2 separate regions of the Homo sapiens genome follow, and region 2 is linked to region 1. A link is a loop called in an ENCODE intact Hi-C map of the cell type or tissue named here. Cell type or tissue: dorsolateral prefrontal cortex. All regions are shown on one strand. Each heading gives the region's core, and the rest is flanking DNA. Links, peaks and the distances in the headings are about the cores only. Region 1 overlaps CHCHD3 (coiled-coil-helix-coiled-coil-helix domain containing 3). Region 2 holds the start of LOC124900236 (small nucleolar RNA SNORD46).

Region 1 (16,740 bases), core at 5,918-13,917:
GGGCTTAGGAATTTTCAGGACACACAATTCATCCCCTAACATTTAGATAAAGGGGGCAAAAGAACCAGAATTATGAGGTTAGCAGATTGGAAAATCAGTGGAGAGTGGATTTCATAGAGAAAGATAGGTCTGGATTTTAGATGCAAAAATCTCTGTCCTGAATCTCTGCCCAGCTGCCATGTCATTCAGCCTGAACTAGGTTTGGAGTGCGAGAGGCCACGGGAAGCACAACGTTGACATCATGATGGCTGACCTCCTGCAAGTCAGCAGGGCCCTGTAAGTTAGGCTTTGTTTTAAACAGAACCTCAACAGCATCATTCTGTCTTACCTATTAAATATTATTCAAGAATAATTAATAATATGGCCAAACTGTGTAGTAAGAAATTGGCCTTGGCCAAAGAGAGGTCTGGATTTTGGACCAAGCTCCTGAGAAATTCTAAATCCTTCGAATTTCCTAGTGATAGAAATTGTTATTCTCAGCCAGGCGAGGTGGCTCATGCCTGTAATCCCAGCACTTAGGGAGGCCGAGGCGGGTGGATTGCTTGACCCCAGGATTTTGAGACCAGCCTGTCCAACATGGTGAATCCCTGTCTTTACAAAAAAAAAAAAATACAAAAATTAACCAGGTGTGGTGGCGCATGCCTATAGTCCCAGCCACTGGGGAGGGAGGCTCAGGTGGGAGGATCACCTGAGCCTAGGAGGCAAAGGTTGCAGTGAGCTGAGATAGCACCACTGCCTTCCAGCCTGGGCAACAGATCAAGACCCTGTCTCTAAATAAATAAATAAATAAATAAATAAATAAATAAATAAATGAGAGGAAAAAAAAGAAATTGCTATTCTTGCTGGGCCCCTTGGACCATGTGGTATCAGTTCAGCCTCTGGGGAGGTGAGTTTATCATGTGGACCATCAGTCAAGCAGTTTAATGAGGCTCCAATAAAACTCTGAACAGTGCTGCTCAGGTGAGCTTTCCTGGTTGACAGGACTCCATGGGCACTGTCACACATTGATACCAGGAGGGCAGCAGGTCCTAAGGACATTGGAAGCTTTGCATTTGGAAACCCCCAGGCTCAGTCCTATGCATCTCTTCCTTTGGCTGATTTTCTGTATCATTGCCCTATAGTAAACCATAACTGAGTTTAACAGCTTACAGTGAGTTCTGAGTTCTTTCAGTGAATTATTGAACCATTGAATTTTGGCTGGTTTGGACCCTCCCTCCCCCGCTCTGCAAACTTGCTGTTGATGTGTCAGAAGTGAGAGCAATCTTGGGGACTGTGCCCTTGGATTTTTGCGTTTTGACTAACTCCATTGCACACAAAACCTAGGTTTTAACACACTTTGAAGAAATTCTAATAGCTAGTTTTTTAGGGAGTGGCTTTCATTATATCGTTTTTTCTCCCAGCTACTTCCTGCTAGGCTGAGCTTCCTAGAATGTTGTATTTTGATTTGCAGTGAGTTCATTAGCTTCACACCTAGGAAGTGATAGTACATTGGGTATAGGAGATGCTTACCATCTTTGAAGGCACAGAGATTACTTAGTAGACTGCTATTTCTTTTTAGAAATTTGGCCATCTCAGATAATCAGGACTTTTGTAAGACAATATATAATATTTGCATTGCATGACAGGGGTTTTTCGCCTGGTCAGATTATTTTCACTGGCTCCTATCTGTATGACCAGCTTAGCACCTGTAAGCATCACCTTGAGGAGCTCTATCTTGAACCTGAACCGGAACTCAACAGTTCCTCTTAGGCAACAAGTTCTGAAGGACTTTGAGGAGAATTTAGTTAATTGTATCTGATGAAAGTAGGATTCATTTATGTGCATCTTGGTTACAGGAGATAGAAGCTTTTTAAAGTGCAGTGTCAAGGGCAATATTATATACCTGATCAGGGGTCATACAAATCACTGTAAAGAGAAAGAAAGCTAAGAGCATTTGAAGCTGCCCATGACTAACACCAGCATATTAATGTAACCTACCAGGATAGCTAATCGAATTATTTTAGGGATGCTTAAGATATTAACTCATACTTCAGCCCCTCAATGTATAGTTTTGGCAGTAAAATACTTTGAGAATTAATGGATTGTTTCTCCTACTTTATCCACACATCATTCATTCATAGAGCCCCTGTGTGACAAGCCAAGCCTGAATATACAACTAAGAAAACAGGCCAGGATCTTATTACTAGTGTGGAACTCAGAGTTCATCAGAGAAAAACAAAAGGAAGACAAACTTTTTAAATGATGATCTTTTTAAAAAATTCAAAGTTAGTTCTCCTCTTTTGGGGTGATTACATTTCCAATGCATATCAAGTTATTAAAAATATTACTTACCATGATTTCAGTGGGAACTAAGGGATTCGAAGATAATTTGGACTGTTTATTTTCCCACAATAGATTTAAAATTTTAGCTCTAAAACCTAAATCACTGAGCAAATCCAGCATTCTTCTTATATGTAACCTTAATTCAAAAGGAATACCTTTTCTTTTCTCAATCCAACTAAAACAGTAATTGTCAACACTTCATGTCGCATTTTATAACAACTTAGGGTGCTAGTTTCTATTATATGGCGCTAGTAATGTTACAGCTCATCCTAATGCAAATTATATTTTATATTAATCCTTATGCTGTACCTCATAGGTAATTAATTAAACAAAGTATTATTTTAATAATGTTACATGTGTAGTTCTTAACACAGACCTAGCACAAAGTAATAAATACTGCATTTGATTATCAAAAGTTATGAAACTATGTGCTATCGGAGAAATCTCTGTATTTGTTTTTAAACAAATTCTAGATGCTGCTAAACCTCTAGCACATTAGAAGGAGTTCTTACCCTTATGGAGCTCATACTCTAGCCAGGATGACCGGCACATAAAGCACTCATGATAGAATAGCATGTAAGAGAAGCCTCACAGCAATGTAGCTGGAGTGCTGCCGGCCTCCTGTTTCTTGGTCAATGTCAGAATCAGATCTCTGTGGCTACATTGGAGCTGATATGCCACACCTATAGAAAGAAGATGTTACCAGAGTGTTTATGCATGTGAATTGTTTTTAAAATAGAAAAGCAAATATCAAGTAAATGTAAAGCAAATATCAAAGACATGTTAAATATTTTAAAGGCAATATAGGCATGGTAAAGACAATGTGATAGTAAACAAATGAAAAGCATTTTACAGGACAATTGATACTTCATTCTCATTCTGTCCTTTACATAATGAAGTGGCGAGTTTCTATTTTCCATAAAAGAAAGAAAAAATATGCATGGAAAGTGACATAGATCTATTGAAAATATTTTTGGAATGATTTCATTAGAGGTACAACTTTTTAACATGGCTTCAGTTTCTGTGAAAGAAGAAGCACTTCTAAAGAAGTACAAGTCTATGAACTTGGAAGTGAATACCAGTAATACTCCTTTGTGTGCCAGATTTTAGAGGGGTTTTCGCTTTTATCCCTGAATGAAGTTGTTGAAACCTGACTTATAAATTTAGGCTCATAGAAGAAGCTTAGGTTATCCTTATAAAGTATTAAAAGATTAGTTACCCTGTAAAAGTAGTTTAGGTGATTTTAGAGTATCTGAGGAATACTATGCAGAACTCATACAGATAAAATGGATTTTGTAAATATTACCATCTTTAAAGGTTTTCTTCAATGTAAAACCCTTTGACTTTAAAATGTCCTTGATTTTTTTTTCTTTTTTAGGGGTTGCACTTTCACTGGCAATATTGTTTAGTTTCTTTTTTGGATGTAATATTTTAATAGCTATATTACGGATGAATTGGTGAAGCCGAGGAAGACACGCCAATAGTATCAGCAGGTGTTTCTCATGTTCTGTATAATTACACATGTGTATCATGGACAGTTTTAAGCAATGGTGTTTAAAGATCCTGCTTAATTGGCTGTAAAATAATTAAATACGGTTTTGACTGGCAAATTTATAATTCTGCTAGATGCATAAGCCAGTGAGCCTGAATGTCAATGCAACCTCATTTTGGAAATATTAGATTAATAGAACTAATTGTACTAAAAGTACAAAGTTTACTCTGATTAATAGTCTTAAAATTCTTCTAGAAGTTTAATCAGGTAAATTTATGTTACTTATCTTTCTTCTTAAACTTTTAATTAAAACTTATTTCAAAAGTTTGAGCTATTAAGTTCTGTGCTTCTCTTTCTAGTTTCTCTGAAGTTGAGTTCTTGCAATTTGTCAGTGACTCCAGCTCCCTTATTGAGTAACATGCCTTATCAAAAGTATTAAAATTATATGCTGTTTCACGTGTATTTGTATCTGCAGCTGACAGGTATCCTGAACATCTTCTCTAACACGTATTGATGTCTACTTATAACCTACTTTAGTGCTGTGTGAATGGATCTAATATACCAAATGTACATGATAAATGTTTTATCTCTGATTCTCATTGATCAGTTTTGAAATGATCAAATGGTGTATCTCAGTAAGACACTAATTCACATTGATCAAATTCTAAATGATCAAGTTGACTTGGTTTCTGCTGAACACAAATTGTATTAAAACAACATTACTTGAACATGCTGCCTTCTCTAATGCAGGAGTTATGTTACCAGCAGTTACATTATAACTAGAGTTATTGTATTATAAAGATGTCTCCTTCATAATGAAAAGTTTACACAAGAAGAAAAGAATGCGATATTACAGGAAGAACAGGGCTTCAGGCAAGGATTTGGGCTTTTACTAACTAATTAAATTCTGCATTTGTATTGGGCCTTTTTTCCCCCTTTTTTAATTTGAAGGGCTGTGAGCAAGAAATATAGCAGCTGCAGTGGTGACATTTTATTCCCCACGGTCCTTGGAGCCAAGTAACATCTTGATTATTCAGTAAGAGACTTAGTAATTGAAGAGGCAAAATTCTAGATAAAGTAAATATACCTGTACCCTTTGTGCACAAGCCTCTTGGTTACAATTACGTCTTTAGAAGTTTCGAGTTATTTGTTGGTTTTTGTTTTTAAAACATCAGCTCACCTATGTCAACTTCCATAGTATATCATGTCCCCTCTGGAATTTGCAAATGTGCTGCTGGAGGAGGATTTCATTTCTGAAATTGAAGAAAGATGTTAATGTACTTATGAATATACTTTGTATATGAAGCTAATGGCAAATACACATTTGGCTGTCACATGGACTCGGTTATTTAGAACACAAAATTCCTCAGGCAGGTTATTTATTATGTCTTTGACTTGTGTCTTCCATCTATAAAATGTAAATTATAACTGTCACCTTCTGTAGGGCATATAAGCTGAGAAAGTTTAAAAGTTAACTGAGAAAGTTGTCTTTGATCCTTATCTAAAAAATGGTCGTAAGTTGTTTTATTCAACTGCAAGATAGTGGCTCCCATTTTAGGAAAGTTGTAGATGATGCAGCTCCTTCCGTATCTCATCGGGGATATGTAAGGTAGTGCCAGCTCCCAAGCTGTCAATCTGCCTGGTTTGTTTGTCTGTCCACCTCCCACCAAGCAACAAATTAGTCCAAGGAAAGTGAGACTGGCTTTGGAGCATGCCAATATTTAACAGTATTTCTTACGATACCCATTTAGAATTGGTTATATTTACAAAGAAAGCTTCGGTATTAATGCTTTTTCCCCCCTTCTAAAATTGGAGCCCTTCAAATCAGATCTGCCTGGTTAGTTATTTACTTTCTTTTTAGTTCCTTGGGTGAGATCTCTATACTTGGTCTAAATACTATTTTCTAAGATAATAGAAGTAAATGTCAAGAAACATTAACAAGAGAGATTTCCATCTGCATTATCTCTCTACTCCATGACTGGTCGCCACAGTATTCCACTCAACTCAGTGGTATCCTGCAGAAAAGGGCAGGGCAGATGGCAAAGCTGATTGGGAATATAGGGATAAAAAGGGCAGGAGCAGGAGTGTACACCAAGGACAAGAGAGTATTGTTAATTTCTCTAAAAAGACAATGCAAAATGCAGCCATCTCATGAACATGGTCACAAGACCAAAAGGGTCACTTTGGAAACTTTTTTCCATCACTTCAGCATAGGGTGTAAAGGAATCTCAGCTGGTGAAATAAGCTGCTGATGGTGCAGCCAGATTGGCCACGTCCTTCGTAAGTCCATGACCTGGAGCATTCTTCTCTGTTCTTGCTGTGGCAGTTGGGGTTTATTGGTGTTGCACCAAGCATCTTCTTTCCTTTCGTATAAGTGGTTTATGTGTAAACATGTAAATGATCAAACCATTCTTGTGGCAGCTCTTAGGTTTGTGGCCATACACTCCTGGATTCATGATTCGTTCTGTGTGAGCTAACAAATCATTCTGTCTTCCCCAGCAGGAACATCAGTATTGAACTTTCTTCTTAATCAATACGATCCATTAAGAATCTAGTATACCCTACATGGTTATATGAAATATTAATTGCACACTGTTAGTTAGATAAATGAAGATTCTGCCAAAATGATAGCTTATTTCCTTCCTTGTATCATAATATTTTAAATGAGATCATTCTGAGTTCTAGGGTACATGATATTTTGGAATTTGTTTATTGATCCTTGCTTACTTGAGTAATTAACTACACAGCTCACAGTTGGAAAAGACATTTCTAACTGAGACTACTAGGTTTGTCCTCTTGCCAATTCCAACTAGAATTCATTTACTTGTTAAGGGCTTCAGTTAAAAATCATGCTTTCAAAGATAAGAAAACATATTTTGCGTTTTGAGTGCAACTAAGCTACAGTGAAACTTGTAGGAAGCCAAGTTAAGAGTTAATTGTCTGACTGACCTGCCCTGTTATAAGATATCCAGAAAGACTTCTAGAAGGTAGAATTTAAATTCTGTCCTTATGTCAGATATGCAAAGTTAACAATCTTAGGACTTGAGCACAGTTAAAGATTTTATCAAAGAAGTTATCTACACATAAAAATGGTAGCTCAGGGTAGTTTCTGGAACATTATATAGGTTCAGCCATAGTATAACATCAAATTAATTATGTCTTATCACTCCAGAGTTTGGTAAGCCTATCCCAGATGCTATCAGCCCTTCCCTGGTTTCAGTCAGATAATTAACTTATGAATGTATTTAGCTGCCCATTCACTCTGCCTGGGGTAAAACCACATACTAAAATTGAAACCAGAACTTTCAGGATACATTGTATTTAAACTTGTATTCTTGTTGCTCATTTGAATGTATAATTACCAAGTCACCCCTCATGGTTTCAGTCTTGTCAAGTATTCTTATTTCTGGCTCTTCTGATTTTTCTTAAGAGATAAGCAAACAAAATACAAAAATTGTTAGATTGGACCTTATAAAATTTTAAAATTCTGCCCATCTTAAGACATCATTAGGAAAATTTTTTTCATGGGCAAAAGACTTGGACACTTCAAAGGAAGATGTAAGAATGGCCAAATAGCACATGAAAGGAGTTTCTACATCATTAGATACCAGGGAACTGTACATTTAAAACATAGGAATGGCAAAAATCAAGAAGACTGACAATACTAATTGTCTGGAAAGATTGTGGAGAAACCAGAACTCACTTTGCTGGTGGGGGTATACAATGGCAAAAGTCCTTTGAAAAAAAATGTTGGCAGTTCCTTATAAATGTAAAGCATACACTTGCTGTATGATGCAACAAGTCTAGTCCTAGGTATTTACCCAAGAGAAATGAAAATATACATCTACAAAAAGACTTGTACACCTATGTTCATAGCAGGTTTATTCATAGTATCAAAAACTAGCAACAATCCGAATGGTCATCATTGAGGGAATGGAGAAACAAAACAGACAGTATTCCACTCAACTCAGTGGTATCCTGCAGAAAGGGGCAGGAGAGATGGCAAAGCTGATTGGAATATAGGGATAAAAAGCGCAGTTTTCTACTTTATATTCATACAGTAGAACACTATTCAGCAATAGAGAAGAGCAAACTATCGATACATGTAACAGCACGGATGGATCTCAAACATCATGGTACACACAAAGAAGCCAGATGCAAAACAGTACTTCCTATGTGGTTCATTTAAACGATGTTCAAAAATAGGCAACATTTGCCTGTGGTGGGAATAGAGGAGATTTGATTGGAAAGGGACCCAAGCAGCATTTCTGAGATTTTGGGAATATTCTGTTGTATTCTGAGTGATAGTTTTACAAGTATATACAGGTATGTAACTTCTAATACAATATGAACACTGAAGATTGGTGCATTGTGATATACAGGCTGAGCAGCCCTAATCTGAAAACCCCAAATCCTCCAAGATTGGAAACTTTTTGCATGCCAACATGATGCCACAAGTTGAAAATTCCACACCTGACCTCATGTGACAGGTCACAGTCAAAGGCAGGTCCACAACATGTAGTCTGTTGACTGTGCCTCAGGAAGAAAATGACCTTCAGGCTATGTATAGTATATATGAAACATAAATGGATTCCATATTTTGGTTGGGGTCCCATCCCCAAGATATGTCTTTATGCATATGCAAATATTCCAAATTCCAGAACCCAAATTCAAAAACACTTCCATTCCCAAGCATTTCAAATAAAGGATACTCAACCTGTGTGTTAATTATACCTAAAACACCCTAAATTAAGAAAAAATATACCCCAAATATTGGGAATTCCCAGTTTCTATCTGTAATTTGTCCTAGATAAAATGCTTCTTCAATTTAATCACAGTCTTAAATGTAGGATTCCTAATCCTATCCATAATCATATTTTTTTCATTAGAATTTGAATCCCTTATCTCAGAGTCAGGGCTGTTCATTCAGAGTATTTTATTACTGTAGAAATAGAGAGGGATAAATCTTGCTTGTATTTCATTTATTTATTTTCTTAAAGAATCAGTCTTTTTTCCCCCCATTAAGTTACATTTGCCTGTTGTACTCTCCTCCTCTTCAACCTAGGACCTTGTAGGTAGGCTTGGATAAGGTTTGAAAATTACTTTTGATAAAGGGATTTCAAAGGCAGTATTTGTGAATGAAACATTTGTACAGTAGCACTGGTACTTTTCAATATAATAATCATATGCAGTAATTTGTTCATACTATTTATTGAGTCCTGGCAGAATGCTTGAAAACTTGTAAAAGCTTGCGTCTTGGCCCTTCCTTACATGTTGAAATGAAAGCACACATGTTCATATGTTAGTGTCGCCAAGCATCCCCAACTTGCTCACATGCCTGCCTTAAATTATTTCATGTGCTTTCCCATTCAGTGGCCAATAGTTAAATTGCTGTGTTCCTTTTGTGAGTGTGTATGTCTAAATGCTGGTAATCAACCGAGTCCCTGGAAAACTGATAAATGTGCTCATTAAGGAGAGTTCTTGCTCTTGGCTCTGTTTCACAAGTCACCTCAGCTAGTGTTTCTGGATGAAGCTGGCAAGAAACACTGTGCAGTGATACATCTGGCTTTATACTCCTTTTCAAGGACTAAAACCTCCTTTTTTAGTATGTTAAACATGCATTGTAGGGATATTGCAATTACAAAGAAGTAAGCTATTTGCCAATTACATTATTTACACAAGAAAAACCAAGGGCTGCTGCTGTGTGGTGAGATTTTTAATTTTTTATGCACTGCCATTTGCTCCTCCTCTTGTTCTCTTGAGCATCTGAGATTACACAAGTGCCTATTCATTTGTGAGGCAGAGCCATCTATGCAGACTCTGAAGTCCACCGGCTAGCCACTGGCATAGATCTCAACAAAGCTGACTATGTGAGAGATGCATTCAGCATGGTTTATGATTGGAATGTCGAAGGTAGCATACACCTGTTCCTGCTTTCAGGATGAAAAATGAATTGCCAATTATAGTAGACATGTTCAGACAGACGCTTCATATGGTAGAAGCTTGCTTGGCCTGCTTTATGCTGGGCCTCCAACTATGAAGCCATCAGTTCTGAAAAAGGGGTGTGTTGGCAAGGAGGAGAAGAGAGAAGGGTATCGATCCTTGATCTGTTACCATGTTTTGTGCTTGTGCAAGCTGTGGGCAGGAGGTCAATGCCTCACACCTTTGTTTCCCAAGCAGAGCTCTTGAACAAGATGAAGTGATCAAAGCTGGGTGGTAGTGCATTATCACAGTCTCATTACTTTGCAAGCTGCATGCCCAGATGCTGCTGTTTTCTGCATCAGGCTTCGCTGATTTACATTCGTAACACCTCCATTACAGCTCATTTGATACTGCTCATAATCAACCAGTTCTTGTCTTTTCCTGATAGTGTTTCTCCAATACAAAAGACGCTAGTGTAATGAAGAAAATTAGCATTGCTGGTATAGAATTCATCTTTAAGACATCCTGGTTAATTGACAAGAAGTGGGAACCAAATGCTTTGTCATGACTTAAGTCATTTGTGGTTTTGGTTTGGTTAGTTGGGTGTTGGTTTGGGGCTGTTTTTGAAGTCTTTGAACTTGAGTTGTTGGATATTGCCAGCAGACCTATTTTGACTCTTTCTGTCTTGGGAGTTCTTTTCTGTTAGTGAATTCCGACACCCTGTCCTTATTTGTTTGGTTTCTTCCCCTAGTGAGCTCAATGGCATATATCTATTTTTTTAAAGATATTAATGCAACAATTTTGCTTTGAAGAACTTACCATCCTCAGTATTAACACATACATTCATCAAGGGTCTCTTTGATGTTCCATGTTCTATGGGCCCTGAAAATACAGACATATCAGTTTGAGTCCCTGCCCTCAGAGGGCTTATACTCATTGGGATCATTAGCTCGACTGCAGAAGCATCAAAACTTGATGCAGGAATTATTACTAAAAGATTTGTTCGTGAAAAATTTTGAGTATCTTATACATTCCATATGGTTGTTATAAGTTGGGAATATAAAAAGTGACCAAAACATGTTAAATGCTAACATGAAGGTACAAACCATAAAATGCAGTAGGACTAGGAGGTTCGGAATCCCAGGGGAATCTGGATTGCATGAAGAGGTGACTGGCATAAGCTGGATCTTCTCATCTTGAGATTTTCTTAAGGTAAGAAGAGGGAGAATGGCCTTGCTATGAAGAGGGCATTGAATAGTGAAAATGGCTGAAACAGTGTGGGAGAGGTCTAGTGGAATATGAGACCACAAAGCAAGACTGGAGTCAGACTTGAAGAACTTGAAATGCCGTATTTTAAAAGGCAGAGTTAATAGGGCATAAAGATTCAACCAAGTGTTCTACCTACTTGGTGGCCGAGCGTGGTGGCTCATGCCTGTAATCCCAGCACTTTGGGAGGCCGAGGCAGGCAGATCACAAGGTCAGGAAATCGAGACCATCCTGGCTAACATGGTGAAACCCTGTCTTTACTAAACAGAAAATTAGCCTGGCGTGGTGGCGGGCACCTGTTGTCCCAGCTACTGGGGAGGCTGAGGCAGGAGAATGGCGTGAACCCAGGAGGCGTAGCTTGCAGTGAGCCGAGATCATGCCACTGCACTCCAGCCTGAGCGACAGAGCGAGACTCCGTCTCAAAAAAAAAAAAAAAAAAAAAAGAGTTCTACTACTTGGGAATATTTTTTTCTTTCACCTATCCCTGGTCCCCATAATTGTCACCACTAGGATTATGCCTTTTGAGTTGGTCATTGTTTCTGGAAGTCTTCTATCAAATAATACAATATAATATTGGGTGCATAGATGTTGTATACGTTTATTATATGATAATTAGAGTTTACTGCACCAAATTAATGACTATCACTCTTAATATACTAATGTCCACTCAAAAATAACCACATATTAGCTTGCCATATTGATTGAGAGCAAAGTTCAGGGACTTGAAAGGACGGAACATAGTAAAGATTAGTTCTGATTAAAAAGGTGGGGAGGAGAGAGTTGAGGAAAGATTGGGTTCATAGGATGTTGCCTGGGGAAGTCCTAGGGCATTAGGCAGAAAAAGAGCCTCATCTTTTCATACCAATTGAAATGGTATATGATTAGTTTTCATTACTCCTAGCTATGATATCTTTGAATGGTGTCCTAAGAATTCACAAGGTACCAGGTTCTTTGTGTCATTGCAATGAATGTGTGAGAGACAAACGTATGTGGTTTATTCAGATGTGTTTTATCTGGATGTCTAATTTTTAATTTATGTCTATAATTCTGATTGAATGTGCCCAAAATAGATAAAATTAGCTCACTTACTAGGCAAATTTTCTATTGCTAGTCCACTTGATTATTAAATGAGCCTTTTAAAGTATTCTCTCTCCTTCCCATTGAATTTTATGAACAACTTTTCTCTTTTGATATCCTTCCTGGAGACTTACTGTAGCGAAAAGGATATGAAATTGATAAATAATACAGGTGGCCCCCCTTATCTGCAATTTTGCTTTTTGCAGAGTACAATAAGATACTGAAAGACTACATTCACATAACTTTTATTCTAGTATATTGTTATATTTTATTATTCTTGTTGTTAGTCTGTTACTGTGCCTAAGTTATAAATTAAACTTTATCATAGAGGTATGTGTAGGAAAAAACATAGTTTATCTAAAGTTAAGTACTATTCATGGTTTCAGGCATCCACTAGATATCTTAGAATGTATCCCCCATGGATAAAGGGGAACTAATGTATTAGATTTTTTTCTCTTTTAATTTATCAAGGAAGTATTTTTTTTCTTGTAACAAGGGAAATGTAATTTTACTCCTCTTTTCTTTTCCAGATCAACCTTTTAAAAGTAAAGCATGTGAAGTTGCAGTTTGATATTTAGCCTTTCACATTTATCTCTATGAGTAGATATGTTAATAAACATAGATTTTGTTTTGTTTTCACAGAGTGTAAGACTATACCATACGTATTTTAACTTATATTTATTATGGATACATCCCCCTGGGTCAACACATAAATTCAACGCCTTCTTTTAAATCCAACTCATTCTTCTAAATAGCTGCATCATGCCTCATAGGATTGGTCTGTAGTCCTCTACTGAAAGTTTCTTTCAAGTGATTGGTTTTGGTTTTTTGTTTTGTTTTGTTTTGTTTTGTTTTGTTTTTGGTGGGGGGCGCGGTGGGGGCGGATAGTGCAGAAGAAGGCTGCAGCGAAACAAACTCATACCTAAACCCTAAGGAACTGGTACTTTTATTTCCGTAACATGGATGGGGTTTGAATTGTGACTGTTCCTTCCAACTGTGTAGCATTAAGCTACTTAACTCTTGATCTTCTTTTTGCTGATATAGGACATGTACATATAATACCTCATGGGTTGTTAATAAGGGTTAATGAAATGTGGGTAAAATTCTGGGCATATAGTAGGTACTCAACTCTATACAGGTCAGTTTCTTTTAGGGATCTAGTAGTTAAGAGTCAGGGCCCAGGTTATTTAACCTTAGAAGTTGTATCACAATATGAATCAAAAATTGGCCTCCCAAGACTTTTTTTTTTAAATTAAAAAAAAGGAAATCATGTTTTGTGAAAATTATAGGCTTTTTTGACTTGTATAATTTAAAAATACTGCATTTTGGCACAACCTTTGCAGCTTTTGCTGCTAGTTTGTAATTCCCTAGAGGTGAATTGAAAACATTAGTGGCAGAACTTTTTCCATTAACTCTGAGAAAAACTACAGAGCAAAAAATTGTCCTTTGGCAGAAATGTCAATCCATACCTCTTTTGAACATTTGGAAAGTGAAGCGCTGAGAAGCTGATATAATAGGAGAATTGAAAACCAAAATGTATACACATCTTCACCTTTTCTAACAGACGACAAGACAAATGAAAAATACATCCTCAGAACTTGATGATGCAAAGAAAATAGGATTGTTGCTCCAGAAAGTGCATTAGGCTGGGATCTTTAAAAGAGGCCGAGGCGGGTGGATCATGAGGTCAGGAGATCGAGACCATCCTGGCTAACAAGGTGAAACCCCGTCTCTACTAAAAATACAAAAAATTAGCCGGGCGCGGTGGCGGGCGCCTGTAGTCCCAGCTACTGGGGAGGCTGAGGCAGGAGAATGGCGTGAACCCGGGAAGCGGAGCTTGCAGTGAGCCGAGATTGCGCCACTGCAGTCCGCAGTCCGGCCTGGACGACAGAGCGAGACTCCGTCTCAAAAAAAAAAAAAAAAAAAAAAAAAAGATTTGAGTGCTAAGCTTTTGGCCACGTTCTTCAGAAGGGCTGATCCATTCTTATTAATGATACATCTATTTGTACTTCATGTCATAAAATTCTACCTTTATATGCTACAGTATCTAGGAAGTAGACGTAAGAAAGAGCAAATGTTTAATATACTACAAGTTTTGCTGTAGCATCTACCAGAAAATATGCTTATTTTCTCTCGTCTGTGGTTCCTGGTCTTCCTGATTTCTTTTTAAGTTTATTAGGACTTCTCTTCATTTTTCCACGCCATAATGTCAATATAGGTACAATGAAATAATAAGTATCCACATGTTAAAATGTTTACTGAATATAATGTTTATAGATATTCTTCACATCATTCAGTAGACCTATTCTAGCAAGTTACTTCTCATTTTCCACCCCACCCAAACCCCACAGTCTTAGATTTTATATCTGTGAAATGGTAATAACAGAGCTGTTATATTGGAATTAAATGAGGTCCATTTATGTTTTTAGCATATCCTAAGCAGTGAATAGTGAGCTATTAATAATTACTGTAGTCACAATAGTTGAATTTTCTGTTGGGTGAATTTTGTGTTTTTTTAATTGATGCTCATCATATGATCTAATATATATTTCCCTAGAGGATAATTCTTGAACGCAATAAAATTACAATTGAGTATACCAGGCCTCTTAAAAGCATGTGTTTAAAGGTAAATGCTTTCTGTCAAATTATTAACCAACAGTTAGCAGCACTACTCAAAATAATAATTCTGTTTTAATATGCTACATGAGAACTACATAATGTGGTTAGACATACATACGCAATGGTATGCTCAGACAAAATGCAGCCATTGTTAGTTCATGATATAGTTCTCACCTAAAACCTTGTCATAGTTTTAGAATATTTTTCTTCACTTGAGATTCTAGACAACGATAGGTTGGTAGTGTATACTGAACAAACAAGATTCTTCCTAACGTGTTCTGTAGTCACTTGCTCAGCATTTGGGCCATATATATATTTTTTTTTCCAGAAGTAAAAAGGACAGTGTGGCTAAGTGTCTAGATTAGTCCCCAAAAGCCCGTTTAACCCCTGCAGTTCAGAAAAGAAGACTAGATGTTAGGGGCAATAAAAAAAAAAAAAAAAAAAAAAAAACACTAGCACATTTTCCCATGTTTGTGCATACATGTGTGTTTAAACTACATTCTGGATTTAAAAGCCTGGGCTAACTCAATCACAGGTGCAGCCTTGTTTCTATGAAAGGAGATAAATTCCTATAGAGAGTGAGAAAGGGATGCGGAAGCCATAGCAAAGAGAAGCCTCCCTCCCTTCCAGTCCCTCCTGTTGTTTTCAAACATTTTTTGTTAGCAGTTAGCGGAATCCTAATACCCACAACTGATAATATGCTATCTTAATACTATTACTCTAGTTTATAAGCTTACTTACAACCTTTGCTCATTATGAAGAGAACAATGAAGCTTATTTTTATGAATACAACATTTAAAAATTAGGGGCCAAGGATGATGGCTGCAGTCCTATATCAGTCCCAACAGCCAAAGTTATGTGTTTGGTTGAGTGTTACGATGATCCTGATTTGTGGTGATAAGTAGTGGCAAATAATAACTTTTTTTTTTAACAGCTTGCCTTGCAACCACAAGATGCTCATCCATCAATCTGATCCAAATGATTAAAAGCGAAATAAGTTTCTGCTTCAAAGTTAAATAATCGACATTATCTAATAAATCATAATATAGAAGTTGGGACAAACAGCCAAAACTTTAAATATTAAACCACATTATGAAAATAACCTTGGATACCTCCTGGGCTGATCTTTTGCCATCTTTTCTCATGCACTTCAGTGTTCATTCACTAAAGGGAGGGAAGGCCTTCCGCACTCACGCTTTGGCCCGGCTCACGCTGCCCCCGCAGCACAGCCACAGCACACCTCACCTTCACCACCTTCCTCCCGATAAACTCAGCCTTTTGTTAGGACCTGTCTCATGTGTTAATTCCTCTGCTTTCTCTGTAAAGTCTTTCTAGACACCTCCCTTCCTACTAAAAAGCCATAATTAATTAATTGTTCCCTGTGTGTTTATGTCACTCCAGCCCTTATGACAATGTAAGTGGCATCAGTGTTGCCTGTGCCCCATCTCCCTTCTCAAGTGTGAACCGTTTAAGGTACAAGCTGTATCTGAGCCAGCTTGATGGGAGCATGCCTCTCTCTAACAGGTGCTCAATTAGTATCAATATTTCCATCTACTAAATTGAACTCTTATAAAATGTCCATGCTTCTTAACTTAGACTCCTGCAGTTCAGAATGGAAGACTAGAGGTTAGGGGCAACAAAAAAAGCAAAAAGAAAAAAAAAAGTGCGTTTTCTCGTGTGTGTGCATTTAAACTACATTCTGGATTTAAAAGCCTGGGCTAACTCACTCACAGGTGCAAATAAGAGTGTTTTTACTCTGAAAGGGATCTAATATAGCTCTGAATTTACACTAGAGGAAACTGTTGTCTAAAAACTAAGAATTATAGACTTGGGAGTTTGAAGGGCCCATTGCCAAGGTTATAGTCTAGTTAACAGCATGTGAATCTCATTCTTAGTTGAACTGAAACCTTCTTGAGGGCAGGAATTGTATTTTATCCTCTTTATCGATCTGCCCAAGCACCTGGCATATATACTGTGCTTGGATAATACATATTTAAATAAATGCATTCAGCAAATTAGGTGCCTGTGGCTATGTTGACATC
Region 2 (16,740 bases), core at 2,819-10,818, 69 kb after region 1:
AAGTTTTAAGTTTTATGAATTCCAATGTATCTTTCCGTTTTGCTCCTGGTTTTGGTATCACATCTAACAAATCAAGGTCATGAAGATTTATGCCTATACTTTCTTCTAAGAATTTTATAGTTTTAGCTTTTACATTTAGCCTGTAATTTATTTTACGTTGATTTTTGTATATAAAGGGAGGGAGGAGTCTAACTTTATTCTTTTGCATGTGTAGTCTTCTTGAAATCACAAAAATAACTCAGACCCCCTTTCTATTAATCCAATGGGCTGTCAGGTTGCATCTCGTGCCCTGGCCCATGCACACCTCCCAGAGCACCTGAGGGCAATTGAGGTGGTACCTGAGATGTCATTTTGCGAGAGATGTGTGTGAAACTAAGAACTAAGCCATAGAGGGACAAGCTTTGGATCTGAACTGGCAACATCCCTTTTGCAGCTGCCCACTCCTCTCCCGGGTAGTAAACTGGGGGCACCATTACACTGGGGGGCACTCTGGCCTTTTAACAATATATTAAAGGTTAAGTTGAGCCTCTGTGTTCTTGTCCTTGGCAGAACACTGACTGGAAAACAGCCTACGTCCCGGGCGCTGTTCTGGGCGTCTCACCTGCATGCCCGCAGCATTCAGGGTACTACTCTTGGCGCTGCTCCACAGTCCCCTGGCTGCACATTCTCAACAGCCCCAACTCTGCTGGCCTCCCGCTTCCAGGGAGGAGGGTGGAGGCAGCAAGGAGAGGATGGAGAGTGTGGGGGAGTGGTGTTAGGGGAGAGAAACCAGTAGAGGAAGAAGATGGCAGGTGTGGAAGAGAGTGTGGAGTAGACAAAGATTTTCAAGGAGCAAAGCAAAGGTAGAAGAGACAGGTACAGGCAGACACTGGACCTGTAATGCTCCTTTTCCTCCTTTGAGCATCAGGAAAGATGACCAGACCACGGCACCTGTGCGCAGACATGCTCTTCTCCACCAGGACTGCCCAAGGGGTGCTCAAGTGTGTGTCGGGGGCAAGTGGGGGCTCTCTGGGTGTGTGTCTTCCTTTCTGGCCCCTGCTTCCTCCTGGCGCCCCTGTGTCTCCCTCTTGCCCAGGTGGCCCTCATGCTGTGAGCATCCACCATGCTCCAGTTCTTCAGGGAGGCCCACCGATCCTCACTGATTATCTGAGCAAGTCCTCTCAATCAGCTGCAGGTTATCGAAGCCAAGTGATGTATTTGCATTTTGGTTTATCAGGCTTCAAGGCTTTCACTTGGAAGGAACCAATGTAAGGGTCTGCAAGGGCCTCATTGGGTTGGGGAGGGAGCAACATAAGGTGGGAGAAGGAATATTTTCTCCTTGTTGCTCCAACTCACATAGGCCTTTCAGTCCCAGCACCTTGCTGTGAACCCAGACCGGCTAAGCCAGGCTGCCAGCCCCCGGGCAGTGGGTCTTTCTGATGTGATCCCCCCAGACTCCAGTTGCTGCCTTCATCACGAATCTGCCTCAACCTTCCTAAAGTTGGATGAGGACCCGGAACACTAGGGCTTCAGCCCTGCTGAGTCACAAGCCACCTGTGTGCCCTTGGGAGTTAACTTGCCACCACCAGGCCTCATCTGCCTGGATAACATGAGAGATTCAAACTGGACCCTTCCCCATCCCCAGCCCCAAGTCTTCTGATTCCCATGACATCATTTTCCAGGCAAAGCTGATTGCCCTTGGTTCCGCACTGGGTGTCCACAGCCGGTTGCTATTCCTGTGCTGACAGCTGCACCTTTCTCTTCCTCCATTTGCAGGGCCTCTGGGGCCTGCTCCCCTGTAGCCCTTTAGATCTGTCAGGAGAGCCAGATGCTGGGTTCACATCCAGTTCAGCCTCTTACTAGCTCTGTGAAGTTGGGTAAGCTACTTAGCCCACCCTGCCTCAGTTTCCCCATCTATAAAATGGGGATGATTGAAGGTCCCTCCTAGGGTTGTTGTGTGGATTAAATGAGTTGCTCTTGAAGCTCATTGAACGGTGCACATGGTAAGGGTGTACACATGCGTTCCCATTACCACTACCACCATGTTCTCTCTGTTTCCAGCCAATCCCTGTGTACTCTGGAGGTGTGGCAGAGAGTGTCCAATCACATTGCAGTCTTCTCCCTATATCCCCATTGTGGACCTAAGTTTCTAAAGATGGGTCCTGCTTTTTCTCATGTCTCCTCTCCGATCTCCCTGGTGTCTGTCCTCCCTGGGTCAGTATGTATGTCCATACAGGGACATACGGAGGTCAGATCTGGGGCCTCAGTCTTGGCATGTCTCTGACCCAGAAATCTGCTTATCTAAAACCAGCACTTCTACGCCTAAACAACCACTCTTTAGCCCACGGTTTTAAAAACCTTGCATTGGGGCCAGGCACTTTGGCTCACGCCTGTAATCCCAGCACTTTGGGAGGCAGAGGTGAGTGGATTGCCTGAGCTCAGGAGCTCAAGACCAGCCTGACCAACATGGTGAAACCCTGTCTCTTCTAAAAATAAAAAAATTCCCCAGGTATAATGGCACGTGCCTGTAATCCCGGCTACTTAGGAGGCTGAGGCAGGATAATTGCCTGAACGAGGGAGGTGGAGGTTACAGTGAGGCGAGATCACACCATTGCATTCCAGCCTGGGTGACAGAGCAAGACTCCGTCTCAAAAACAAACAAACAAAAAAACCCTTGCATTGCAGGTTACAGCTACACACCGTAGACCACACAGTGAGGTTTTCCCACAGTCTGCCTCCCTCCTCCATTCGCTCCATCCTCCTCTGCCTACTCTTTTATTAAATCTAAACTGTGGGATGGCAGATTATTTTAAATTATTTGTTTTGTATTAGTTTATAAATGATATCTTTGTAAATTTGGGGAATACAGAATATGAGATTAAGTAGAAATAAGAATTGGTGTTTTATCTGCTAATCCTACAAATGGAAATACATTTACATACGAACAATGACATGATTTAATACTTTAAAGAGATTTAGTTAACAGAGTGTCTTAAGTGACAAGTTTTAAGAGAGGAGTTAAATGTGGTTATTTGACAATGATTGTAGTTTTAATCAATTTCACTTCAATGATCTTTTATTGATTGTAGTTTTAATCAATCTCACTTCAATGATCTTTTATTTCTGGCGTAGTGAACAAGTGCTCACCATACTCTCAGTCATTTCTGCATCTTGCATCACCTTCTCTCTGGACCAAAATGTTGCTAGGAAAATCAGTTCTGTTGTCAAATGCTGAATTAGACAAACTTATGACAGCATCTTCATTGCAAAACTTCTCAGAGCCTTTAACTGCTAATATAATTGCCTAAGAAGGAAAGACTGTACGTGGCATTACCCAAACATGACTGTGCAACAATCCTATATGAAAACAAAAAGAAAGAAGTATGTTTTAGCATCTTTCTAGGAGTTAGGGTTCCTTGGAATTCCATTTGGGAAACCCATTTTTACATTGAGCCACCAAATGGTTCATTTCACAACCCAAAGCCAATAGCAGAGGCGTGGTACCATGTGTGGCGTGGGGCTGCGTGGAGAGCAGCTTGTGGCTGTTACTGATCTCTAGGAAGCAGATCTAGGATGAAATAGAACGCTGGGTGTGGCCTGGAATGCAGGTGTCCCCATTAACTCGGTGAGTTTGGTTACTCACAGCTGAGGCCGTTTCCCTGCCTATAAACCAGGGATAAGATCTGCCTCCCAGGGTTGTGAAGAATAAATATTACTTATGAAAGTGCTTAAATATAAATGCTCTCGACAAGTGATTTAAAGGAGTTGATTAGTATAGGAACAGACCCCAAAATTGTAACCTTGCTAATATTGTGTTTTATCAACTTGGCTTATGCTTAGTGCCCCAGAATTCCCACACCTCTCCAGCTGGGTACATCACAGCCTGGCCGCAGGACCTCCTGGTGAGGAGCAGAGAAGCGCCAGCTCTGCAGTGCCCAGCCCCTCCCCAGCCCTCTCTGGGACCCACTCCCATTCGCACTGGGAGGCGGACTGCACCAGGACACTCCCTGCCGGGCCACAAGAGCTGCTGCTTGCCTGCACGGCCCAAGTAGTAAAGAGGAAGCCAGGGCCGCTTGCTCCCCTCCCCACTCAACAGAGCCGAGTGTTGCCAGAGCCTAGGCCCCCAGGAAAACAGCACAATTCCCAGATCCAGAAACTGGAGGCACTGCTTGCCACAGGGGCCTCCTCTCCAGGCCCTAGGGCCAAACACAAACTGCTAACTTCGGGGTCTCCAAGTCTTCATCCAGGAAAGTATCTGAAAATGCCCACCTCATGACGGGTTTGCAGACAAGTCAGAAAAAAAGATGTCAACCTCACTGCCTTGATGGGCTTGTATCTGAGTCTGGGAGACAAGACACACATCTAAATAACAGCAGAGACTTTCTTATGAGGAAGTTGCTGCTGTGAGGCAGGCGTGGCACCCACAGGCAGTGGCACAGCTGCCTCTGCTGACCACGGCCAAAGAGCCTCCCTGGTCATTGTGTGATGGTGTCTTAGCTCAGGCAGCCACAACAAAATACCATAGACTGGGTGGCTTCAACCATGGAAACGTATTTCCTCACAGTCTGGAGGCTGGAGCAGGAGGTCAGGGTGCCAGCATAGCTGGGCTCTGGTGAGGGCCTCTTCTGGGCTATGTCCTCACATAGCCTTTCCTCGGTACATTTCAGTGGAAAGCGATCTCTCTCTTCCTCTTCTTATAAGGGCGCCAATCCTATTAAATTAGAACTCCGCCTTTATGACCTCACTTAACCTTAGTCACCTCCATAAAGGCTCTCCAAGTACAGTCATACTGGGACTAGGGCTTCAATATATAAATTTTGGAGGTCTGCAATTCAATACATTGCACATGGTAACAAGGCCAAGGTCATGCATCGTGTTCCCCGGGGCTCGTCTGGCTCACCCTGGTTGAAGGCATGAGGAACATTCTACCAAAGTCTGCTCACAGGGGAGGGAGGCATGGATTTGGTGTAGACAATTAGAAGGGCAAAATGTTAAACTCGTTTGTGGAGTCTAGTTCACTCCTTACTTCCAAGGACGAGAAAGTCACAACTCACAGAAATAAAGATGCCACAGTCCAAGTCTCTTGATGAGATTAACACTTTTAAAATGTGATTTCTGCAATAACCATGCCCATGTAAGCCACCTGAAACTAGTTCTGGGGCTGCCCATGTCCTGCATCCCAGGCAGATGTTCCCAGATGTTGATCTGGCTTCATGTGAAGCTTTGTAAATAGACCTTTAGCAGCTCCTAGGATTAACTCTCGAGGCAGGGAATCCAGAGCCCAACCTACTGTCTTCATTCTACTGACCCCTTAGAAACTTCTGGAGCCTCCGAGGAAACCCTAGGGCTCCAGGGACACAAGTGGGAATTGACTTATCAGAATCCAACATTCTTAGAGACAGTACACAGGAAAGTGACGTGCCCAAAGTCACGCAGGGACAACAGAAAGTTATTGGCAAAACCTGGAACAGATCCAAGGTCTCCACTCAAAGCCTGAGAGTTCCTTCCAGTCCAGAAGATCCCAAACTCAACCAAGTGTCAGAACCCCTTGGGTGTTTAAAATATATTTTTTTCAGGCACCATCCCCAAAGGATTCAATTCAGTGGGTCTGGAGTGGAGCCCTGGTATGTATGGGATTTGCAGTGGTTTGGATGTGGTTTGTTTGTCCCCACCAAAACTCAAGTTGAAATTTGATCCCCGGTGTGGTGATGTTGGGAGGTGGGGCCTGGCAGGAGGTGTTTGGGTCATGGGGAGGGATCTCGCATGAATGATGTGGTGCTGTTCAGGCAGTAGTGAGCTGTTCTTACAGGAGTGGATTTGTTCCCATGAGAGTGGGTTGTTATATAGCTGGAGACCCCTCAGGATTCCCCCTCTCCGCACATATTCACTTCCCCTTTGACCTTTCTCCCTGTGTCAATGCAGCAGGAAAGCCCTCGCCAGAAGCCAGGGCCATGCCCTTGAACTTCTCAGCCTGCAGAACCCTGAACTAAATAAACCTCTTTTCTTTATAAATTATCCAGTGGCAGGTTTTTTTTTTTCTTTTAATAGCAAAACAAAATGGACAAAGACAGGGATTCTTAAGAAACATTAAGTGACTGACATGGCTGCTTTTGCTATAAGCAGGCATTTAAGCTCAGCATGTGTAGCAGCTTTAGTGACGGCAAAACTGTTGGAGGCAGGGAAATAAGTCCCTTGGCTGGCAGTGCAAATCTTTGCTGGCTTGGTCCCTCTAGCACCAAGACTATTCTTGACTCTGCAAAAGAACCAAGGGTGAATCCTAGAACTGTAGGCTGTATCAGATTCCACAGCATCACTCTTCATGCGTCTAGAAAGTTCCCCGCACATTCCTATAGGTAGAACGCGTACATAAACAATGACAGGTGCAGACAGGCGAGCCCACTAATTATCACCATCTGGATGAATAGACTGAAGTAAAAAAAAAAACCTATGTGATGGAATTTTCTCCTCTTTGTTTTCTTATTTCTGGTGGCTTAAATACTGTGTTTAGTTTAAATACAGACATGATCCGACCACAAACATTATGGGCGTAAAAGCCAACACAGCCGACTCCATAGAGAGACTGTTGCTTTCAGGTATGAAATAAAAATAGTGTTTGCTGCATCTCCAGGTGTTCCTGTCTCTTCTTGGCATGTGTCACCTCACTCCTCCACAGGACTTCTCTGGGAAGTTAGTTTACTCCCATTTCAGAGAGGAGTAATCGGCAGAGGAGAGTTTAAAAGGCTCAAGGTCACAGACAATAAGTGACAAAGTTGAGATGAAAAGCCACATGGCACATATTAGCTACAAGCAGGTCTAGCCTTGGTTCCTGAACCCAGAGGCAGGGCTGAGAAGAAGGACTGGGTTCATGGCCTCCTAAATAAAGGAAGTGGTAAGGGAAGTCTGGGCCACTGGGCTAGTCTTTGTTCTGATGTTGAAGGAGGAGCGTTTGAAAGGTAATCGTCTGTGTCGAGTGCATTCCACTCCTGTGCTGTGTCTCCTGGCCCTTGGATACTAGGTGTCTCTGCCCTCATGGCTAACAGGTGGGAGAGAAGGTGCTGAGTTCAGCTGCCAGGACACCCTGGGGACAAGTGTCCCTGATCCACTGGACCCCTTCAGCATTTGGGAAGATGAGATTTTCATCTTGAACATCTGGTATTGGCCGATTGGCAGGCTTTACACTGAATCTCTGGCGGTCTGCACCTGGCCTCTCCCAGTGTCTGGAAGACACTGTGTGTGGGGCTGACCTAATCCTTGGGAAATAAGTGAGTGCTAGTGGCCTGCCTGCCTTTTTTTTTTTTTTTTTTTTTTTTTTTTTTTGCAGCCTGGGATCAGAGCCAGGGCTGGTGCAGCTGTGGGGAGCTGGCAATGCCATTCTTGTCCACTAAGCACTGTGGATGCCATTGTTATCCACAGGGCACTGTGGCACTTGGAGATGAAAAAGATGAAGTCCCTGCCTCCCCCATCGAACTTCCCAGGGTAATGCTGGGCTGGAGAACACAGGGTCTGGGCCTGCTCAGGCAGGTTCTTTGGGAGCAGAGGGCAGAAGGGCCCTTTTGCTACTGGGGAAAATGGCTGAGGCAAGGTAAGGCAGAGGTGAAGCAGAGGCAATGGGCCTCTCCAGGCCTCTAGAACCAGACTCTGCAATGTCTGGAGCATGGCACCCCCCCAGGTGACTTATGGAATCTCTTCAGCTTGTTTTACATCTCTGTGACTTTTGCAGGGTTCAGATGGCATAAAGCTGTTGGGCTGGCCAATTTCTTGGGGTCTCTTTTCTTCTGTGGGCAGGGTTGGCACCTGGTAACTCCCTGTGAAAGCAGAAGCATCTCTTCTGCCACTGGTCTCTTTCGAGGTCAGGTCTTGGAGCCTTGTTAAAGGGCAAATGCCATCTGGCAACATTATTTGTTGTAACGCCTTAGTTCCTTCTCTTTGCTTCTGTGGGTGGGGTTGGCACCAGGTAACTCCCTATGAAAGCAGAAGCATCTCTTCTGCCACTGGTCTCTTTTGAGGTCAGGTCTCGGAGCCTTGTTAAAGGGCAAATGCCATCTGGCAATGTTATTAGTTGTAATGCCTTAGTTCCTTCTACAAAGTGAATTTGCTACTTCCCTACCAGGACCCTGGGAGGGCGAGACTTGGGACAGGTCCTGTCTTAGCAAGATGGGAGATGGAGGGAAGAGAGCTGAGAAGGACCCTGGCCATGTGCCCTGTTCCTTGTGGAGAAAGGGAATTTGCTGGAGGACCTGGGCAGATGATAAGCTGGGGCTGGAAGAGTCCTCATGCCTTGTGCATCTTCCCTTGGCTAATTTTAATCTGTATCCTGTAGCTGTAATAAACCATAATTGTGAGTATAACAGCTTTTAGTGAGTTCCATGAGTCTGTCTAGTAAATTATCAAACCTATGGGTAGTCTTGAGAACCCGTCAAACCTTACAGTTGGCGTCAGAATTGAGGGTGATCTTGCGGATGACTGAGATGACTGTTTCTTCAATTACACAGGTGGGTAGAATCATTTACCACCTGAACGCCTTTTAAATGCTGGCTTATGTGCCGAAGCTAACTGACCATAGACAGAGAAACTAGATTGAACATGAGAATCTAGGAAACAGTTCTTGGAACACAGGCTTTTAGCAGCAGGCGTCACAGAAGCTCCCCATGTGATGGGCCTTGGGAGCCTCCAGTGTGGTGACTACCTGAGAAAGCTGGGCTCTGGCGGAAGCACTCACTGCTGCCAGGATGAAGGGAAATCCTAAGTGAAATATGCAAGTTATGATGACCGTAGTAGGTTCTTGTTTGAGGGAGGACTCTGATTTCCATGGTGAAATGGGCACAGCATCTGGGTGGAATAGGGGTGGAAAGATGGGTTGGTAACAGGGAGCCAGAGAAGGAACAGAAGATGAGTCAGAAGCCTGGGATTTTGATCCTAGTATTGCTGCAAACTGGTCATGACCTTGGGGAGGTTAATGATATTGTGGGTCTCCTCATTTGGTGCCTTGAATGTGGGAGCCCATATAGTTGATGGGGCTATGGAGATAGATTCAAGGAGGATCATGGAAGAGAATGTACAATTGGGTACCTTCTCTGCCAAAGGCATGCTGGGGCTTGACTTAATGGAATAATCAGGGTTTTCCAGATAAACAAACATAATTTTATCGCATTTTTTTTTTCCTTGAGACAGGGTCTTGCTCTGTCACCCAGGTTGGAGTGTAGTGGCGCAATTGTGGCTCACTGCAGCCTAGACCTCCCAGGTTCAAGAGATCCTTCTGCCTCAGCCTCTCTAATAGCTGGGACCACAGGTGCTCACATACAACTAATTTTTTTAAAAAAATTTTTGTAGACATGAGGTCTTGCTATGTTGCCCCTGCTGATGTCCTGGCCTCCAGCAGTCTTCCCGTCTCCGCCTCTGAAGTGCTGGGATTATAGTCATGAGCCACTGTGCCTGGCCCAACTTTGTTGCATCCTTGAGGCAAAATTTCTCCTTCTTCAAGAAACCTCAGTCTTTGCTACTAAGGCCTTCAACTGATTGGAGGGGGCTCCCCAAATCAGTTGAATGGAGGGAAATCTGTTTTTGGTCAAAGTCTACTGAATTAAATTTAATCACATCTAGAAAATTATTTAAAAATCATAAAAATTCACAGCAACATTCAGAGTGGTGTTTGACCAAACGGCTGGGCACCATAGCCTAGGCAGGTTGACACATGAAATCCACCATCACACTCTTTTACTTAATGCCCACAGCAACAACAAAAAGGTGGCAGCATTAGGAATCCACAGTGCTGAGGCTGGCTCTGAGGTGGCTCTGTCTTCATCTTCTCATGGTACTATGCTCTATCTTGTAGATGATCCCAAAGATTCCCCAACTGGAACACTTAAACTCCTTGTGACTCTCTTTTTCCCCCTGCAACTATCTTTATTGTGGTTGACTCAACATAAGATGCTATCATAATCAGCAGAATTATAAAACTGCACAGGAGGTACCAAAATAGGCCATTTACCATAGGTAATGACCCTCATATCATCAAACTTTAAAAATACACAGGAAAGTTGTACACTCTAGACATTTATAAAATATATAGCTAAAAAGAAGATATGGGGTTCCCTCTTTGGGAGGCTGAGGTTGGCAGATTACTTGGGCTCAGGAGTTTGAGACCAGCCTGGGCAATGTGGCAAAACCCTGTCTGGACAAAAAATACAAAAATTAGCCAGGGGTGGTGACATGTGCCTGTAGTTCCAGCTACTTGGGGGGTTGAGGTAGGAGGATAGCTTGAACCCAGGAAGTCAAGGTGGCAGCGAGCCGGGATCACCCCACTGCATTCCAGCTTGGGTGACAGGTAAGACCCTGTCTCCAAAAAAATTAAAAAAAGATACGGGGTTCCACAAGGAGGATTATATTACACAATTAATACATACAAATTAAAGAGCCTCCATGGAGAAACCACAATGGCACAGAATTTTTTTTTTAAAGCAACCACATTTTCTATTTTTCCTACTGTTCCTACCCCAAAAGAGCTCCCAGAATTGACCCCGCCTCCCTTTTTGTTCCTTTGTTTCTTTTTAACAGTCAGTGTAACTATGACAAGTCCTTGCATTGGCAAGTGACACACAGGTGGCCAAGGTGGCCACAGCCACACCTGAAGATACTTTTTCATCACTCCAGCACCCCCTTTTCAAAGCAAGGTCATGATCTGCCAGTAGCCACAGCCTTGGCATTGTGTCTCACTCTGACACTTACCAGCTACTTTGTAACCTCTAAGTTTGAATCTCTGCTGAATAGTTCACGGAAAGCCACCATTCCCTTCACAAAGTCGAGAAGACATTTGTGAGGTACCAGGCATTGGTAAGGACTAAGGCCATAATATGACTGAGACACAGACCTGTTTGAGTTGCTCGGTGTAGCCAATCTTGAGAAGATTATGGTACAATGAGCAAATGTTTGGAAGGTGCTTTTCATATTGTAAAATGTAAGCTCTAAGTTTTCACATGCTCATTGTAGACACTGATTGTACACACTTCCCATGAGCCGATGAAAATAATATAGTTGGCTTCATTGTCACTGTGGTAGTGACTACACATTGTGTTATTCTAAGCATTTATTTGCTTAAAGGTTTAAGAAGTATGCTAATTGCTTAACCACTTGTAAAATCTAAGGAAACCCAGAAGAAATGCTAATGAAAAATGTGAACTGATACTCCACAAAGATTTTCACCAAAGAAAGGAAAGAAAGATTAGGAATGAGGGGTATCATTAGGCAGGATTGATTTTTTTAATGCCAAATGCTAAAAATCAAACTTTTACGAGTGAGGAAGAACACAGCATGGAAAATGTTACATCCATGAACCTGAAGACTCCCCTCATTCCCCCATAACTTGTATTCCACTTGGGAAAATGCCTTCTTCCAGGAAGATAAGTTCTGTAGTTCAGCTGCCCCATGATTGGAGAGGGAAGGGGGCAAATTTCTGTTATCCATTCATCACCTATAATGTCATAGATGACTCATTCTCAGGGGAACTATATTTGGGCCCAAGGGTTGAAATTAGAAGAATAATGTTTTCACCCTGAAATGTATGAATAATTAAAACAAATTTTACCAATATAAAAGGATTATTATTCCTTGACCAGTGATTTTAAAGATACACTGATGGTGAGAAAATTAGTTTTCCCAGTTCACATAGGCTGTAATATAACAGTGACCTGGAATTAAAAAAAAAAAAATCCCGAATGGTCCCCTAGAAGCCTAAATTTTGGCCTAGGAAGAGATCAAGGACAGTCTCTGTTCAGATGTCTTTTTAGCAACTATTTAGCGTTCATACCCCCTGGTACTCTCCAAAAAGCTAGTTAAGTCTATTCCCTTTAGTTTAAAAAAAGTCTGTAACTGAGCTTTTTAAATAAATTATTTAAAGTTAAGAACCAAAATAGACTGTGGACAAATAAGGTTTTTGTTCGTGTTCTGCCCCTACTTCTTTTTTCTGGGCCTCAGTTTCTTTATCTTTAAAATGCAGAGGTTGGAAAATGCGTAGGTTTTATCTCTTTCTGTTCCTTCCAGATTCCCGAAATCACAGATCCCTCATATCATGACCTTTCCCCAGTGCCGCTTAGATTGCTCAGGCCGGCGAAGCTGGGGAAATCCCAGTTGATTTCATGAGCTCTGCCTGGAACTGAAGCTTTGTGCTCTCCTTCCTCTTGGCAGGTCCTGGCTGTGCCCGGACTGGTGTGGGCAGGGATGGTAGGCAGGATTCTGGGGCCAGGCAGGGTCCGAGGGCTTACCTCCATCCCTCGGAAGTGCCTCTGAGACAAACATTTGGTGAGGAGGCAGGGGGATGTGTGGGAAGGGGGTTGCTATGGCAACCCCTGAAATGTGCAGGCTCCAGACCCATTGCCTGTCCCCTTTGGCCTCGTGCTGCTCCTAGAGGTCTTTTCTGATGGGAGGGGAACAGGAACAAATATTGGGAGTTACATGGAGATCTGAGCGCATTCCCAGAAATCCTCCCGTAGCCTCCAGCCTCACTACGGCTTCCAGAGGAGAGACCCAGCGCCAAGACCCCATATAGCTCATGCAAGCATGCCGCGGCCAAGAAACAGCTTCTCTGTGCCTCGCAGTCTGTCTACAAGGCCCAACTTAAAGCCCACCTGCTCCCTTCCTCTGGGCCCCTGTGTGTTTGTCAGCACTGATGTGCATTATTTGTATGTAAGTATTCATAAGGTTTCTCAGCTGTTGCAGCCTGCACATCAACAGAGTGGTTAGCCTCCGTAGAAACTGTTTACGTGGTAAGTCATGTGTTTATGCATCAGTAGCATAGGAAGAAATTGCTGGAGTGGGCAGAGAGATCTGTGCTCCGGCATAAGCTATGGATAAATGAGGGGAGGGGAGGTCAGCGTGGGACTTACCCAGAGAAACCAGGGAGCTGAAGAAGAGAGAGGGAAAGTGGGAGGGAGTGGAGAGAAGGGAAGAGGGGGAAGAAAGAGAGTGTGTGGAGAGAGGGAGAGAAGGGAGGGAGAGTGAGATTGAATCATGAGATAAAAGATTAGCTGATGCTTTGGAAAGGAGGTAAGAAAATTAGAGGCAAAGACAGGTACAATTTAATTAGGCAAAAACTACATGTAAACAACACTTCCTGGCTACAGTAAGGAAACAATTTTGGTTTCAGTTCCTGAGCACTGGGGTCTGCAGGTCTCCTGTGCAGGGCGGGCTCTCTGCATTTTTCTCTGAAGCCCCTTGCAGACCCTGTCTGCTGCTGTCTGCAATGGCTGGAGGGGAGTGTAATCCACTTGAAATTCATGAACAAATCCTCGGAATGGCCTCAACTGCTCCCTTTACTCTTCAACCACAAGCCTGTTCCTGCTGAAAAGATTTCTATTCTCTCGGCCACTCCGCTGCCACGGAGCTGTCAATGCAAGCAGCTGTTGGGCCAGGGTATTTGTACACATGTGAGTTCATCACAGTTTGGTGTTTGCGTGGCCAAGCTGATGCCAGATTGGTTCATCCTCTTCTACTCTGTTCCTTCGGCTTTTTTTTCTCAGACTCCCTTGCTTGGAAGAAAGTTCTGGCAAGAGCCTATACGTAAGATATGAAAACAAGATTCTGTGTATGCTATATATAGTTGTGCACAGGTGTTACATAAGAAATTCATGTGCTATGGGTATAAAACGTGGTCAGAAGACCCAGATGCATAAATCTATTTATTCACAGCCACGTGCATTTGTTTGCAAGTGACCTGGTGGTCCCGGCCCTGGTCCAGAGAATTACTTGGGACCATTCAAAATGAACCATACTTGTCAACATGTTCTCAAAGCCAATTAATGAAAAAAGAAAATGTCAAGTTGCTTCCAAATTGATCTAAGTAATATTTTTTAAAAATGTTCCCAATGAAAGTTATTTATGAGACAGTTCCTATCATTTTACAAACAGAAAGCTTTAATGGCTGTTGTCTTTGTGGGGAGAAAATTCAGATTCTGGCTGGTCATTTAGGGTGCTCCACAGTCTGCACCTAGGATTATTTATCTCTAAGGCTGTGTTCACCACTGCTCCTAACACAGAGTTTATTTTTGATTGTATCTTTTGACCACATGAAAACATCAGTTTCTTGGACACATATCATTGACATGCATGATCAATTTGCAGATGGGCCAAGGCTAAGAGGGATAATGAACTTATTTATTCAACTAATGTTGAACACCTAGGCTGAGCTGGGCTTGGTTCTAGCACTGGGCATGCAGCAGGGAAGGAAACAAATAGAAAGCTTGTATGCTAGTGGGGGAGACAGACCCATGTGTCCGGAGGGGTAAGTGTTATGGAGAGCCAACCTGACTGCAGAAAGGTGGCCTCTCCAAGAAGGTGGTCTGTGAGAGGACACCTATATAAAATGAAGGGGAGCATCTACTGAGATTCAGGAGATGGGTGTTTTCGGGCAGTGAGAACAGCAGATGCAAAGTCTCTGAGACAGGAGTATGCTGGGAATATTTGTGCAGCAGCAAGGAAGCCATGTGTGGCTGGGGTGGAGTGAGTGAGGGCAAGAATGATGGGAGGTGAGGGCAGGGAGGCAGCTAAAGCTAGATCGTGCAGAGCGTTCTGGCCATGGTCATGATTTGGGATTTTACTCTGAGTGACATAGGATGCCACTGGCCGGTTTTGAGAGGGGTGATCGACTGTGTCTCATGTGATGACTCTGGCTGCCACCTGCAGAGGAGGCTACAGTGAGGGTCAAGGGCAAAAGCTGAGAGACCAGTTAGGCAGTTATTCTAATAATCTAGATTAGGACTGTGGTGTTTTAGACTAGCTGAGTGATAGAGATAGTGAAAATAGTAGGATTCTGGTGATACTTTGCAGGTAGAGTTGCAAGAATCTGTTATAGAATCAGATACGGAATGGACAGGGGGGTCAGTGATTCTAAGAATTCTGGACTAAGCAATCAGGAACATTGGGAATAGAGCCGTTATTTATTGAGATGGGGAGTAGTCTGGGGGGGGCGTGGTGGAAAACCAAGAGTTCTATTTAAATAGGTTTAAATGAGTCCATTCATTGTGCTATGAGGATATTTAGTAGGCAATTTGATCTATGAGTCTGAAATTCTGGGGAGAAGTTAGGACTTGAGAAATCATGTTGGAAGCTGTTCAGATGACTTTAGAGAGTGGGGGTAGGTAAAGAAGGGAGGAAGTCCAAGGACCCAGCAAAGAGTGGGAAGGAATGGCCAATGGAACAGGAGGAAACCGAGAGGGGGCTTCCTCTGAAGACAATGAAAGAAAGCAAGAGTTCTCTCTCACATTGAGTTGAAATCTCTCAATGGTAGATTTTACACTAATGGTCCCCAATGAATCACATCTGTGGAATCCATACCCTTCTGTTGTCTGCAACCTTGACCCAGGAGGAGGGAATGACCAACTCTGTCATTCTGTCATTCTCTCATGTCATCATGGGAGGTCATTGATGGCAGTTTCAGTTGAGTGGTCCAATTGAAAGGCTGATTATAGTAGGTATTATGGATTGAAAATTGTATCCCCCAGAATTTATGGGTTGAAGCCCTGATTTCCACGTGATGATATTTGGAGATGAGGGCTTTGCGTGCTGCTCCCACTGCCACCTATGCATGTGAAGGAAAGGCCATGTGAAGACACAGAGAGAAGGTGGCTGTCTGCAAGCCGGGAAGAGAGTCCTCACCAGAAATTGAATGTGCTGGCACCTCGACCTGGAACTTGCAGCCTTCAGAACTGTGAGACAATAAATGTTTGCTGTTTAAGCCACCCAGTCTGTGGTACTTTTTATGGCAGACTGAGGAGACTAATATGGTGGGCTAGGAGACAATGGAGGAAAAGTGGCAACAGCTGGAAGGAACAGATTTTGCTAGAAGAGTGTGATCAGGAAAGTTAGGAGAAAACATTGCTATATTTAGAATTTTGGCTTAGAAAGTTCCTAACCATTATGATCAATTTAGTGGGAACTCACTTGTTTGTTTGTTCGCTTGTTTTTTTGTTTTGAGGCAGGGTCTCATTCTATTGCTCAGGCTGGAATGCAGTGGTGTGACAATGGCTCACTGCAGCCTGCATCTCCCAGGCTCAAGTGATCTTCCCACCTCAGCTTCCGGAGTAGCAGGGACCACAGGCACATGCCACCATGTGTGGCTAATTTTTAAATTTTTTGTAGAGATGAGGTCTTGCTATGTTGCCAGGGCTTGTCTTGAACTCCTAGGCTCAAGCAATTCTCCTGCCATGGCCTCCCAAAGTGTTGGGATTATAGGCGCACCATCGCACTTAGCACTTAGCACGTGTAGGTTTAAATGGTAAAGTTTTTATGTGCAGGATTTGAAAGATGTGACTTCACGCAGTTCATGAGAAAAGGCCTTGGATTTATGGCCCTTCATGCAATATGAACCACTGCACAATGAGGATGTCAGAAAGGCCACGTGGACCCTGGCTTGGGCTCCTGGAAGAAGCAGAGCATCTGGAGCAGTGGAATTACAGTGTCCCTAAGGGTCACCGTGCTGGAACATGATGAGTATGTTACTATGCTGAGCCCTGTGCTTGTAAAAGAGAAGGGTAAACCAGAGCACCTTTGGAGAAATTTTTCAATAGTAAAAATCTATTGAAGAATGAAAGGTGTTCAGCTTGGAGAAGACCCAGGAGGGAGAGATCTGTCTTCAGCCATTTGAAGCTTGTCACATGGAAGAGGGCTCATACTTGCTTTTACAAATCAAGTATAGAAGATAAGGGAGAAGTGTTTCAGTTATCTATTTCTCGGTAACGAACCACCTTGGAAATGGAGTGGTTTAAAACAACA

What was found. A loop is a pair of places that touch in the nucleus more often than their neighbours do. Peaks named below come from ENCODE experiments on the same cell type or tissue, not always from the same donor. Only the 100,000 strongest peaks of a DNase experiment are listed, where the experiment ranks them.
Region 2: it touches region 1 in a loop (2.5-fold over the local background); 2 of 110 quality-filtered maps call a loop at or near these places.

What each region holds. Positions count from the first base shown.
Region 1 is chr7:132,819,020-132,835,759 of GRCh38, reverse strand. The region is part of intron 6 of CHCHD3 (coiled-coil-helix-coiled-coil-helix domain containing 3); the gene reads left to right. Among named protein-coding and RNA genes, the nearest start is that of FLJ40288, 180 kb to the right of the region's middle. In dorsolateral prefrontal cortex, for the core only: no CTCF peak of the experiment used is centred there; a DNase peak (open chromatin) is centred at 9,643; H3K4me3 peaks cover 443 bases; H3K27ac peaks cover 1,487 bases.
Region 2 is chr7:132,746,914-132,763,653 of GRCh38, reverse strand. It overlaps LOC124900236 (small nucleolar RNA SNORD46), which reads right to left and starts at 10,631; the gene lies at 10,528-10,631. It overlaps LOC100506937 (a long non-coding RNA gene), which reads right to left and starts at 4,684. Exons shown (of 2, transcript NR_134332.1): 1 at 4,249-4,684; 2 at 3,022-3,336. RefSeq lists enhancers at 4,082-4,635, 12,324-12,954. In dorsolateral prefrontal cortex, for the core only: a CTCF peak has its summit at 7,386; a DNase peak (open chromatin) is centred at 7,393; H3K27ac peaks cover 505 bases.